Linked DNA regions of Homo sapiens: region 2 is linked to region 1. Evidence: chromatin contacts called from ENCODE Hi-C or POLR2A ChIA-PET data. All regions are on one chromosome and are shown on one strand. The core of a region is the stretch at or near the end of the contact, and the rest is flanking DNA. Distances in the headings are between cores, read along the strand shown. Region 1 overlaps DPF3 (double PHD fingers 3). Region 2 overlaps RGS6 (regulator of G protein signaling 6).

Region 1 (6,807 bases), core at 3,098-5,597:
CAAAGTCTTATACATTCTTCAAGGTTCTGCTCCAATGCACCTCCTCATGAAGGCCTTCTACAGATGATCTCCCTTCCTGTGTGCCTATGGGACCACATATCTGTGGTTCCATCCTGAGTTAAAGGCAACAATGTACATGCTATACCTCTCAGTTGGCCCGTTGCTTCCACTGGGAAGTTCTAAAGTTGCTGTCAAGTTTTATCCTCCAAGTCTGTAGCCACATGAGACGGTGAGTTGTGTCCATCAAAATGGCTTGGATGACCGCTCTGAACATGCACCTCTGTGGACACAGATGACCCAGGGGTTTGAGGAAAGCAGAAAGGGGAGAGAATAAGAGGGTCTGGGTGCTGGTACGACCCTCCTTAGCTCCTCCCAGCCCCCAGGGAGGCTCTCTGGAATTGTGTTTTCCCTCTCTGTTTTGGGTTGAGCCTGTGTTTAGTCCCTGGCGGGGATGGCATTATTTTCCTCAAGGTTTCAAGGGGGTTGGAGAGCGTTTCATATTTCTCTGTTTGGCAAATAGTCAGTCCCCTGCCTCCCCTCCCAGGAATCAGGAATCCCAGAAATTAAAGCCAGAGGGACTCGGGTTTCTTTCTGAGCGGGGCCACTGCAACAGATGCCAGTTGGGCCCAGGAAATAGCCAGGAGGTGGGGAGCACCAGGTCTTGGGTTTTCTGGGAGGCAAGGGAGGGTACAGCCATGGATAAAATGCCGTGGCACTGTAGAGGGCAGGTTTGGGCTCCCTGTCTGGAGCAGAATAATCTTTCTTTCAAAGCTGAGTTGGAGTGAGCAAGGACCAGCGGCAGCCATTCCACTCCATGCTGTGGGCACGTTTCTCTCTGGGTAAAGGGGAGACAGAGCTTTCCATGCTGGAGAAGGGGATGGGAAGGCGCAAATCCCAGCGAAGGGAAGCAGGCCCAGCCCAGATGCCAGCAGAGAGGGAGCAGGAGCAGGAGGAGGGGATGGGAATGAGCCAGGCTTCAGCACAGAGGCTTGGAGATGGCAGGCGGGCGCTTGCACGCAGAGGAGAGCTGACACCTGGATCTCAGCTTGCTTCCCCCGGAGAACACTTTAATGAGGCTCACAGCTGTAATATCACAGAACGAGCATTAACAATGCTAATTACCTGAAGTTTAGCCCGAACATTCCTAACCCACCCACCTTGGGGACACACTGTTGTTCTGGCCCTGCTAAAAGCGCTGATGGTTCAAAACACGGGCTGAGGCTTACGACGCAGATGTGACAGCAGAACACCAAGACAGGCCGGGCTGGGGACAGGTAGGGTAGTGTGTGCTGCAGGCTGCAGGGATGCCCAGGAATGGACAGAGTGGACCCTCCTGGTCATGATACCAATGTCCCTCTGCTCTTCTTAAGAGTAACCCAAGGGAGAAGCCCCAAGTGGAGATCAGACCCCCTTGGCAAAAGCCGGGAATGGGCTACATCCATTTGTGCATGGCAGAGGGTCATGGGACCGAGGTGACCTCCCATCATCACTCTGCACAACCTCAGAGGACACCCCTGTGCCCTTCCCACCATCTAGCCCCAAAGATGGTTTCAAACTGTTGCGTGTTTTTTGAAGCAGCAGAACCACCAATAGAAGACACAGATCAAATCGGAGCTGTGCTGGTCACTGGTTTGAGTTGAAAGTTGGGGCTCAAGGCTCAAGGACTTTCCTTCCACCCTTGTCCCCCGAGACCTCTGGGCATCCCCAAATCACTCCCAGAATCCTAGGCCTCTGCAAAGTCTGCTTGGAAAACCACTATTCTAGAACAATGTAAACCTCTGGCCTCATCGTGTCTGGTATTAAACCATGCCATTCCAAGGCACTGCATGGAAACACACTTTGCCAGACACCCCAGAAGGCCCCTGACTCAGGCCAACTCTGGGGGCTGGAAGACAGGCATGATCTTTTGGTGCATGTATACCTCGATCTGCATGGCCCCTTCCCCAAACCCGCTAAGTCTAGGGCTGACTTTATAGAAACTCATGCCTGTATCTATAAAGTCAAATGTCACCCAGCCAGATAAGACAAGATCTAGAACTTCTGATTCCTCTCTCAGTAGCCTTTCTGCCAACCCAGGGAGGGGAAACCATATTATATCTCTATCGCAACCCCACCCCTTAGACTCCCACTACTGCCGGGTGTTGAGCCACTCATCAACATCTTATCCCACTGGTCCCTTCTTCCTAGGTCTCGCCACCTCACTCCACCACCATTCCAAGCCTTTTCCTCTCCCCAGGGAAAAAGCAGAGGAAGGCCGTTCTGCTCTGCGTTTGCTTGAACATAACTTGGATCCTTCCACTTTTCCCCGCTGATAGTTTGGATGTGTGTTCCCACCAAATTCCGTGTTGAAATGTGATCCCCAGTGTTGGAGGTGGGGCCTAGTGGGAAGTGTTTGGGTCGTGGGGGTGGATCCCTCATGAACAGCTTTGTGCCCTCCCAGCGGTAGGTAATGACTGAGTTCTTGTTCTATTGGTTCACACTAGAACTGATTGTTAAAAAGAGTCTAGGACCTCCCCCTCTCTGTCTCACTCCTTCCCTCACCATGTGACACACCTGCTCCTCCTCAATTGAAAGCTTCCTGAGGTCCTTACAAGAAGCAGATGTTGGTGCCATGCTTCTTGTATAGCCTGCAGAGCCATGAGCCAAATAATCCTCTTTTCTTTACAAATTACCCATCCTCAGGCATATCCTTTAGTAACACAAAATGGACTAACACCCCCTCCCTCCTCCATCCCTCTGACTCAGGGCAATGTCAGTTTCTGGGCTGCATTATAATAGTTAACTTTCTCAGGTCCAACAGAACATGGCACATCTACTGCCTTCTCAAAAGACCTCTCTCAGAAATTGATGGGATAAAATGTCTTCGTCTGTTTGGGCCCCTATAATAAAGTGCCATAGACTGGGTGGCTTATCAACAATAAGCCAAATTTATTTCTCACAATTCTGGAGACTGGAAAGTCCAAGATCAAGGTGCCAGCAGATTCGGTGTCCAGCAAGGGCCTGCCTCCTCATGGACAGCCACCTTCTCACTCCAACTTCACATGGTGAAGGGGCAAGGGGTCTGTCTTGGGCTTCCTTTATAAGGGCACTAATGCCGTGCATGTGGACTCTGCCCCCCATGACATAATCACCTCCCAAAGTCCCTGCTTCTAATACCATCACCCTGAGGGTGGAGATTTCAACATATGGATTTTGGGGGACATACCATTCATACCATAGCAGACTAGGATGCAATGCCGGGTTCCCTGGGGTTAAAGCAGAAATGTGCACAGCTCTCTGTGCAGATGAAAGGCCTGAATGTGGGTGTCTGTGTAATCGTCTGCTGCCTGGATTTTGTTATATGAGCCTAAGTCCCCCTGATTGCTGAATTTAGCAGTTCAGCATTGCAGGTCCAGCTGTCACTTGAAACTGCTTTGGGTGAAGGCCTGGCCTTTCCCCTCTGGTCCCTGAATGCGAACATCTCTCCCACTGCAGAGATGGCTCGACAACCTGCTCAATGACCCATGTCCGCAGCAACCATCAATGGCTTCTCTGCCGAAATAACGGCCCCACATTATGCTTAGAAAAGCAAAGGCTGAAGGCGCATGGATGACTCATTAAAGAACAGTGCAGCACTCACTTAGGGGAGGAATAAAAAGTGACATGGTGTCTTCCCACTGCCATGCCCACCTGTGTCTTACCAAAATGCACAGTAGCTTCCAACTAAAACCACGCTGACTGATCGAGACCAGGGAGCTCATGTTCTAGTTCCCTCAATTTCCCCCTTGACCCCGTTCATCACATGTTGTACTATTACCTGTCTGGTGCCTGCCTCCTTGGCAAGATTGTGAGCCTCATGAGAGGTAGAGCTTTGTCTTCTCTGCTGTAGCCCCAGTACCTAGCATAGAGTAGAGGCCTTTATTTATCTATCTAAAATTTATTTTTGGGAGACTGACTCTTAACTTGCAGCCTCAGGAAACCAATTCCCGCATGGACCAGGAGTCCTATACCCACAGGCTGTTGCTTTAAGGCCATTGCTAAGCAGACTCTAGAGACTCTAGGGGCAGATGTGTCCTCTGTGATACCTCTTGCTCCTTGCCCAGGGCAGCCAACTCACTGCCTTCATGGAAGGCAGCTGAGAGAAAAGAAGCAATGACTCAGCTGGCTTCTAGATGGGTCCTGCACCAGAGGTCTCTCTCTCTCCCCAACCATATTCCCCCACCTCTCCTGTGAGTCATCTCTGATTCATCAACCTCCCTTCTCCTAGAAAATCTAGGGGGCTCCTTTCAGGATGCCCTAGGAGCTTCTCTGAGGGGTCTCCAGAAAAGGAGCTGCTCTACTCCTGCAGATGAAGCTCTCAGTTAAGGCCTGAAGCTATGCTGCCCACTGTGCCCATGAAAGCTGTCACGGTGACTGTGGCTTCCCTGGTGCTATGTATGACGTGGCCAGAAGCTCATCACCAGGCAGCAACTGAGACCTGGAATTTGTTGCTCCTGGAGTCTCCCTGCAACCATGAAAGCACTAGTGTTTCTCTGGAGCCTGATGCACACGCATGCGTGTTTCTCTCTCTCCCTCTCTCTCTTTCTCTCTCTCTTACACAATGCAGTCCTACTGCACACCCCAACATGAAAGGGCTCTACCCCCACAGGATCTCTACATTTGCAAGTGAGGTCCTAACTATCCGTAGGGAAAATAAGAGTTTCCAAGAGTTTTAAAGCCTTTTATTTGTTTACACATTCTCTAAATTGCAGACAAAAGATTCACTACGTGGGTAGTCAACATTGCTAACCAATCACAGAACAAGATACTAACCACAGCAAGGAAGGGGTAGGGGCTTGTGACTCAGTCTTTGAGAACGTGCGAGCATTCCATGGGATATCGAGGGGTCCCAAAGAAGAAGGCTGCTCGATCCCCACATTCTTCATCTCATCAGCGACAGGTCTCCCTCCCAGAACCCCATCAGGACAGGAGAAAAGGCAGCAAGAGAGGTGGGGTGGTCCTGGCACGTGGGCCACCAGTCTTCTGAATGAAGAGTGAGTCCCGGGTCAGGAGTCCACATCAGGTGTGGGCTGCTTCCAATCTGTAGGTTCTCCTGGAGATTGTCACAATCTGCCAGCTCTCTGGGAATCACAGAACCATCATGTCCCCTTAGGATGGCAGAAGATGTGGCACAGCCTCAATCTCCAACACTGAAACACTGAGAGAGCTTGATACGTTCCTTAGGCAGGGCAGAAACATCACAGCACTTCACGTTAGGAACCACGAAAGAGTGGGAACCTGACACACGTGGGAAGGGCACATCCCCAGAGGACAGAGGACAAGGGTGGCACACACACCTACAGAGACCGCAACCACATCACAGTGAAGGAGGAGGACAGCTAACGGGGTGGGAGGTGGGAGCTTTTTGTTTGTCTGTTGCTGTCGTTGCTTTTTAGAGAAGCCAGGGTGGGCCAAATGGAGATATTGTCTCAAGACCATTACACACAGCTTCCCAAATCTGTAGCCCTTTTCTGTAACCTCATGAAAGCTGTGTCAGACTCAGTCCTGGTCTGAAGTACCAAAGCAGCCCAAGGCAAAACCTCATCTGCAAGAGGCAATGCGGCGTTGGGTCCCAAGGATCAGTGGGGAGGGTGTTCAAAAGAGCAAAAAGGGAAACCCTCTTTCATAGGCATTTCTCTCACTGGAGACCCACTCTCTTGGTCATTCCTTTATGACTGAGAGTCTCAGAAGGAGTTGTGAGTGTGAGGTAAAAGAGACAAGCAAGCATTTTGGAATGATGGGGATAAAATGTTGCAGTGGCTTCCCTCTCTGGTGCCCATACCTGGAAGAAGCAATCCCAGGTTTGCTTCGTATCTGCAGGTCTAGAGACATCAATGGAGGCAGCAATTGGAGATCTCAGTGTGTTTCCAGGGTCTCTGACTCAACTAGAGGGCATCCAAGGCCTGGTGGAGCCTGTGCAGGCCTGAGCTTCCTCGTGGAGCAGCAGGTAGGCAGCTCATTCCCAGGGACCTGGTCATCCTTCCTACCATAGGAGCCACCTGCCAAAGCCCACCCAGAGGAATCCCAGCGTTCACAAATGGAGGCGCCCTCACCAAAGCCACTGGACCAGCCTGTCCCTGAGAAGAGACACAGAGGGGCTTCAGCAATGAGAAGAAGAAAACCAATTTCTTTTGGCTTCTTAGCAGAGATGCTCCATGTCTTGGCTGTCAGAGAAATTGAGCTTACAAATTGCCCTCACCCTGAACCCACTTGGCAACGGGGAGATGACCTGGTTGAGGTCTAGTTCTGGCTTTTGTGAATCGACCGTGTGACGTAGACAGCACAGCATCAGGCCAGGAAGGCGCCTGATGAGACCGTGTTCTCAGCCTGAGAGCGCGCTCAAGGGCAGGTGGGAGATGGAGCCTTCTCAGAGCTCAGCCACTGGCTCTTGGGCTCCCAGGTTCATCCCTCAAGGAGCTGGGGACCTGAGGGCTCAGGGCCCACCACTGGCTGCCTGGGGGAAGTGCTGCCAGTCTGGTGTGGAAAGGGTCCAAGTCAGAGGCCTTTGCCTCACCCCTTCCACCAGCAGGGCCATTCAGAGAAGTCTTGGCTCAAAAGAACGTTGCCCACAGGCTTTCAAGTAGGTGAGTGGACCAAACCCCTGCATGCTTTTCAGGCTGTCACGCACTTTAAAACCAGACTCACAGCCAAGCCTTGTGTCCCTGACTACCTCCACAGAGATCACCAGAATTCTCCTCACTGGGAGTCATGTGCCATCCAGGGCCCCAGAGGAGCCTTCCCTTGGGCCACCCCCCACAGAGAAGCTATAGCTCTGAGCCAACATCCACA
Region 2 (6,807 bases), core at 1,108-3,607, 50 kb before region 1:
GCTGGGTACCTCCTCCATCCCCAGTGTTTACCAGGCAGAGCCTGAGTGTTTACACCACACACAGCCTGAGTCTTTATACCACTGTACATGAGAAGGTAGGGGTCGGGGGGGCGGGGTGGGGGGTGCTGTTGCAAGAAAAAAAAATCCATTACGTTTATTTTGATCAAATTTATTATTTTTTAAACAGGTTCAGTTTTAAGTATTCATGAATGTACCATTTATTAATTCTTTAATCAGTGAACGTCTCTTTTTTGATTAATTCACTTTTCATCTATCCCTTGACTTTTTTAAAAAAATTGGGGTATTGTTTTATGTTTGTGATATAGCTTCCTATTTAAAAGGGGTCAAATAAAAAAATATTTTAAAACCACATAAAATGCCCTTAAGCCCCTGCGAGAGTTGAGGAAGGTTGCCAAGGCCCTACAAGTAACACAGACCCCAGGAATGGGTCAGCCACAGGCTCCCGCCCCTCCTCACTGCGGAAGGGTGAGAAAGACAGGAATGGCCTCTCTTCCTTCCCATGCTGCTCTGACCTACCTCTGTTGTGGAGGAACCATAACGGGTTCCATAGCCCGGTTTTTCCATTTCCTATGCCCCACCTTGTTTCACAGAGTTGAGTTAATAGAGGGTGATAAGAAATAGAGAATTTAAAAAGTGTTTTGAAATTATTCTAGGTTAAGTGTGGATTTTCCCACCATCCCCTGCCAGCGTTTCTCCGACATCTCAGACTGCACTCTCTCTCCCCAGTTTTAGACATCATTGAGGAAGAAGATGCCACGGAATTCTTTGCATTCCCTTTTAAAATCATTTCTTTTGCTTTGCTCAGTGGAGAAGGAGCACCAGGGGCAGCAACCTTCCGGGAGTCACCCGATGAAGTCAGGCAGGCCTTTGGCTTCTCCCATCCTGCTGAACCCAAGCCAGGATCCCCTACCTTTCCACCTGGCTCTTGGGCTCCTGACCCTTATCCTCAGCAAGTCTCCCCCAACCCCACCCCAGGCCTCTAATTCCACACGTATACATCCTTTATGAACTTGAGCACCATCTATTCAAAGGTGACCTTCAGGCTCCTTGAGAGCACGACTCATCTCTCTCTGGGGCCTCCACTTCTTGCCTGCTAAGTTGCATGGTGAGCTGTATTCAACGAAACACGATTTTTCATGAGCAGGGATGGAAAATGCCTGTGTGTCACACCAAAGGGATCCGTTTGCATCAATGGAGGCTAGAAATAGTGTTCCACATTAGTTCTGTTGCGAGTTCGAATTCCCCAACAGAGGAATCCAGGTTCCTCCTGTACTGGAGGGGGAAGCATTGAATTTCTCCAAACCCAGGGATGGGCCCAGCAACTGAAGAAGGGTAAGGAGTGGGAAATTCCAAGGCATAGATGTCATAGCTGGGACTTTTTTTTGTCCTAATTTTTTTTTTCTTTTGAGATATAATTATGCACGGTAAAATGAACAGACCTGAAGTACATGGCTCAATGAATTTGACAAGTGTATGCACCCGTGTAACGTATACCCCATCACCCTAGAAGGCTCCTTCATGTCCCTTTCCAATCAATTTCATCCTTCTCCCCCAGGGGCAACCGTGGTTGATTTCTTTCCCCCATAATAGCCTGGATTTTGATTTGGCAGACTTGAGATCTGTAACTTCGGTCTTAGTTCATCTGAGCAGATCAGCAAAAGAATCTCATCAGAAGCTCAGATGTCTTTACTCTCTTAGCATTGAAAAAGATCCTCCCTGAGCCGCTAGTGCTTGGCTCTGCTGTCCCCCAGTATGCCCCAATCTGACCCCCAGGGCTACTCTCTGAGCCACAGCCCTCCTCCCAGCCAAAGAAAGAGTTTAGCATCAGTCTCCCAGGTAAGTAAGTGGCAAAAGCTCTTGGTAACCCAGATAGTGCATGCTTTGTTGATTAATATGTGGAAGTGCAATGCACAGAGCCACAGCATGTCAAGCAGCATGTTGATTTTTCTCACTGCACAAAAGGGGGCTATTCCTTTTGTGTGTTTCCTTTCAGAAAACAAAGGATTCCATGACCACCTTCTTCCAGGCTCCTAGCCATCAAGATGGCCACAGAGCTGAAATGATTAATCAGAGCGGAGGGTGGGAATTGAATGTGTGGGTGTTAGTGAACCCAGCACTGAGCCCATGGTCCATGAAATTGAAGGATCCCAAATTCTACTGGATTACACTTTGCCAAATGTCTCAAAGGTGAAAAGCACTTTGTCGGTATGCAAAGCTTTGGTGTCTCTGGAATGTACCTTCTGCAGCTCAGTTCTTAATCACTGTATATTTTTTCACTTGGACAAAGGCTGCCTGCTAATAGCATTTTCAACCATCCTCAGCTGCTTCGCTCAGCTACGCCAAGGCCTCGGGCTGAGCTGGCTGCGGTTTCCTGGCACCATGATCCATTCCCAACTGACCAACACTGAGGAACATTACACACTCACACCCTGAAAAAAACCTGCTTCCTCTGTAACTATGCAAATGCCAGACACAGGCAGGCAGAATTACCATTCCCCTTCTGAAGTGGTTCCTTCAGGATCATCCAAACTGGAGACAGAGATGAGAGTAAAGAGACGGGGCAGTGCCCTGGAGGGTACAGGCAGGAGCTCCCCTCTCTCTGGGCACAGCGGATTCCTCGGGAGCTTCCTGCAAGCCTATAGGGGCATGCACTTTGGGGCAGCTCATCTCTGAACACAGGTAGCCTCTACTATCAGATTTCACTTTGATCACTGAAAACTACAGGAGTCTCAGCTCTTCAGAAGGGAAGCAGCTGCTGAGCAAGTGTGATTGCAGTATTTCTTCCCCAAAGCCCCGGGCCAGGCATCTACCCATGCCCGCATCCTGCATGATTAACCGCCTTCCAGTCTGAGCCTGCCCTCACTCACGCGGGAGGTCACTGGGTAGCGAGTAGATTGCAGCTGGGCTGAGCTGCCTCTCAAGCCGACCTGAACCCTCATGACCTCCATCTTTAGCAGCAAGCTGGCATTTGGTAAATGCGCGAAAGCAGGAGTGGGGAGAGGGAGACAAAAATGCCAAGCAGCACCGCCTGGGTTGCTGAGAGGTTGGGAACAATCCCAAGGGTGGCCCCTAAGCTGGTCAGCTGCACCATCCTACCCTGAAATCCTGGGAAATAAAAGCAGTCGGGGGAAGCGAGGAGCGGGCAGTGACAGGCTGGCCACAGGTCCTTGGAGTCAGAGCGGTGAGGCTGAGCTCCAGGATTTAGTCAGGAAGAGAATAATTAGCACCTTCAAGCCCAGCCCAGCCCAGCCCATTCTGTAGAAAGGGGAAGGGTTGAGGGTATGGAAGCCTCAGGGCCAAATTCACCTAAAACAAATAGACACATAATCCTCCAGAAATAGAATCTCCAACCTCCCTCAACCCACAGTCCCCTCTCCAGCCAAAATAACCTTGTTAATAGGAATGAGGCTGCAGTGAAGGTTTGGGCAACTGGTAAACCTCACCTCCTTTGTCTCTGGGCTTTGAATGTACTCATTGGCAACAGACTCTTATTCAGAAGCTTGAGTGATTTTTTTTTTCCCATCCACCAGCTAAATGAGAGCCCCAAACGCTGTGGATAGCAAACTCAGAACATATATATTTGGGTACATAATGTGTGATTTGTGGCCCTGGCGAAGGAGGGATGGGAGGAGGAGGAGGACCTGATATTGGTGTGTGGTGGTTATCACAGCAATAAGTGGCACCTAAAAGGAGAGCAAACTTCCTTTGTGCCTTTCATAGGACAGGGATGGACATAGGTAACCGGGGGTAGGGGAGGTTTGTAAGAGCTCTCACACAAGGAGGCCCCTAGGCTCAGCAGCCCCGTGTTTCCCCAGCAAGGATGCCCCACACCCCCATGTTTCCTGCCTTCAGGCCTGCCCCAGGAAGGCACATTCCCGAGTGACAAATGCCTCACACTCTATGTAAGAAAGGGCACTCAAGGAGAGTCACCGCTGGGTGTGTGCCACAGAACCCGGGGCTGGGGGGAGCCCTTGAAGGTCAGCCTCTGCCTTCTAAGAGCTATTGTTGTACCTAACCTGGTCTAGACAAAGGAGTAGTCATTCTTAGTGATTTTCAAAGACTGACACCATAACCCTCTTGGATTTTTTAAAAATCTGATTAAAAACTCCTTAGCCAAGTATAAATGTATCCTGCTGCAGGCTAAGTTTAGTGCACTTGAAGATTCAGATAAGGTTGCTGATGGGGTGATTTTGTGGACGTGTGTGTGTGTGTGTGTGTGTGTGTGTGTGTGTGTGTGTGTTTAAGATGGGGAGAAAAAATGAAAAGTTTTGTCTCACTAGTGAAAATGGGGAGTGAAAGCAATGGGGAGGAAAAAGGTCAAGGAGAGGTAGGGAAAGGCAGACTTTCTGACAGCTCCTGAGGGCAATTTCATTTTTGGACAAACTCCCATCTATAGCACCAGAATTCTCAAAGTCAGGCTGGCCATGCCTCTCCATGGAGATCTAAGCCAGATGCCACATTGTCCTGTATCCAGCAAATCCACAGCCCGTGTTGTTTATTAGATAAACCCGTTATCCATCAATTCATCAATCAGCAGGTTTATTGAGGACCCTACCAGGCTTCACAAACCTGATCAATTTTTTAAATTACATCTAGCTTACACGCAGCCAAGCCCAGTAAACAAGACGAGCCCTCACACCCCACTTGGAAATGAACATGAGGAATCGCTGGCCCTTGCAATCTCACGGCCAAACACTGCAGCCCCATGCTGACGAGCTATCACGTGCTGCCCTTCACAGATGGCGGTGGTGTCGCTGACCCACTGTCAATAATATGGGTTTGGAGTGCTTTCCCAGACACAGTGATCAATCTGCCTGGGTCTAGCCATACTGTCCTCTAAAGCCCTGTGCAATGATGCGGATTTCTAAAGAGGGTGAGCTGGAGAACGGGCACACACTATGTAAGGGCAATAAGCAAAGCGACGGAGCCTCGCTCGTGCCCCTCACCCTCCTCCTGGTGCCCAGTCGCAACTCCCCTCCTAGATCAGGGGCTTCTCCGCCATCTCTCCAGGGCACATACACAACGGGACTCTCCTGGCACCTCTATGGCTGATGCACCAGGCCTCATGATCCAGTTCACTGTTTTAGTTTTTGAGAAGAACTGCCACATGGGTTATAGTTGAAGGGCTTGTAGGCTTTCCTGGTATGGGGTCATCAAACTCTGCCTCTGGGTGCCACAGATGGGAAGCCAAGAACATAGGAGACAGCAGGAGTGCACTGCCCTGGGGCCTACAGTGGCTCTGAGCCCCAGCAAATGCCCCCCACTTTCATGGTCCCAGAACTGGTCATCAAGAGGACTCAAGGTCTTTGTGTCTACCCTGCATTCCAAACAGGACTCTGCCTTCTTAAGACTAGTTCATTCATTAGCTTCTGATCAGCCAGATCCTTGGCCACCCTCTATTTGAGTCAAGCCCCCGTCCCTGATCTCAGAACACCCCAAGTCCACCTTTTCCTCCCCCACGTGAACAAAATCAATTTCAGGGCAGCCCGCCGGCATTAAAAATTGCTCTACCTAAAGGTTTAAATACCTGGTTTTTGGTAAGTAAAATTCCCATACCACAAAAAGAGTACCAACAACACACCCTCATAAGGGGACCCTCCAGGACTCCCTGAACCTTCCCTGGAGCCCTGGTTTCTCCAGCTGTCCAAAGTTAAGGCTCCCATACACCTAGAGATCAAATATCAAGATGGTCAGTTGGGTTGGTTGGTCGTTTGGCCTACATGGCTCATGCAACAATTAATTCACCTGTCTGGCTCTCTGTCTCTGTCCCTCTGTGTGTGCGCCTGTGCGTGCCTCTCTGTCGCTGTCTCTCTGCAGGGAAAGTCGCTGGCGGGCAAGCGCCTCACGGGCCTGATGCAGTCCTCCTGACCGTTCCTACCGCAGGTCCAGGGCCTGGGCCCGCGGACCCCACAGGCAGGCGGCGGCGCTCCACATCTGCGGACAGAGTTTCCTTACGAGGAGACTTGGTCACTGTGAAGGAGAAAGAGTGAGGGCAATGAAGGGCGATGGTGGGGAGACTCGGTGGGTGAATGGGGAGACCAGAAAGAAAGAGTCCACAGAGCCTGGGCTGGGCCCGGTGGAGGCTCCTGTTTACAGCCCTCTCTTCTTTGTACAGTTGTATTCCAACACTCCACTCGCTAAGAGGCCCTGATCCCAGCTCATTCAGGGGAGAACACGTCGTGGGGTTCCTGTCACGACTATCACTTGAGATTATATTATTATCCTCACTCCCTCGCTGTCTGGAGACGGTCACACCTTCTGGCAAATTCAAGAGGCATGAGTGGACCGAGAGCACATCCAGCATTTGCATCACCTCCCTGGCACCTCCCATAGTTACAGCCACTACATCCCCACCGCCGCCTGTCATCCCTCACGTCTCTGTGGCCACCCGGGTGTCACTGCCAGCACCAGGCACTGCTTTCACGTAAAATGTCCAAATCACATCTTCAGCAAGAAAGCAACCTCACGGATTGCCCCGCCTCAAGGTCTTTCCACCCTCTTTGAGATCAGCGTTCGGAGAGGTCCCCGCCAGCCCGGTGGCTGCCCTCAGGTCCCGTCACATGTCTCAAGGGTCCAGCGTTCGAGGAAGCACTGTTGTAGATGACAGAGCTTTTTGTTTCACAGCTGCGGGGATTCTGCTGACCATCTTTTAGAAAATTATTTCATAATTTATTCTGGCTTTGCCCCCTTGCTCCTTGGTTTATTCCCTCATGTTTTACTCAAAATAAACATGGCCATGAACTCAGGGGCCATTGGGATTCTCCCCTCTGGCAGCCCCAGGTGGGA

What was found. Hi-C counts contacts between places; a loop is a spot of excess contacts on that map. ChIA-PET counts read pairs that join two places held with the same protein, here RNA polymerase II (POLR2A). Pooled maps may share reads with other maps.
Region 2: a map of mammary epithelial cell shows a loop between it and region 1 (3-fold over the local background). The contact joins two enhancer-like sites. A Hi-C loop is called at or near these places in 4 of 168 maps with a recorded cell type or tissue (Right ventricle myocardium inferior, gastrocnemius medialis, left cardiac atrium and 1 more) and 1 of 50 pooled maps. POLR2A ChIA-PET finds 5 or more read pairs at or near these places in 6 of 52 experiments (BJ, GM10248, WTC11 and 3 more).

Annotation. Positions count from the first base shown.
Region 1 is chr14:72,604,349-72,611,155 of GRCh38, forward strand. It overlaps DPF3 (double PHD fingers 3), which reads right to left. Exons shown (of 11, transcript NM_001280542.3): 11 at 4,686-6,807. It also overlaps a transcript of RGS6 not described here. Among named protein-coding and RNA genes, the nearest start is that of MIR7843, 91 kb to the left of the region's middle. Within about 2 kb of position 4,348, at least 4 of the 41 ENCODE cell types and tissues checked have a DNase peak (open chromatin) inside an H3K27ac peak, as active enhancers do.
Region 2 is chr14:72,556,579-72,563,385 of GRCh38, forward strand. RGS6 (regulator of G protein signaling 6) reads left to right here. Exons shown (of 18, transcript NM_001204424.2): 18 at 5,839-6,807. The coding sequence ends at 5,889. Among named protein-coding and RNA genes, the nearest start is that of MIR7843, 43 kb to the left of the region's middle. Within about 2 kb of position 2,358, at least 6 of the 41 ENCODE cell types and tissues checked have a DNase peak (open chromatin) inside an H3K27ac peak, as active enhancers do.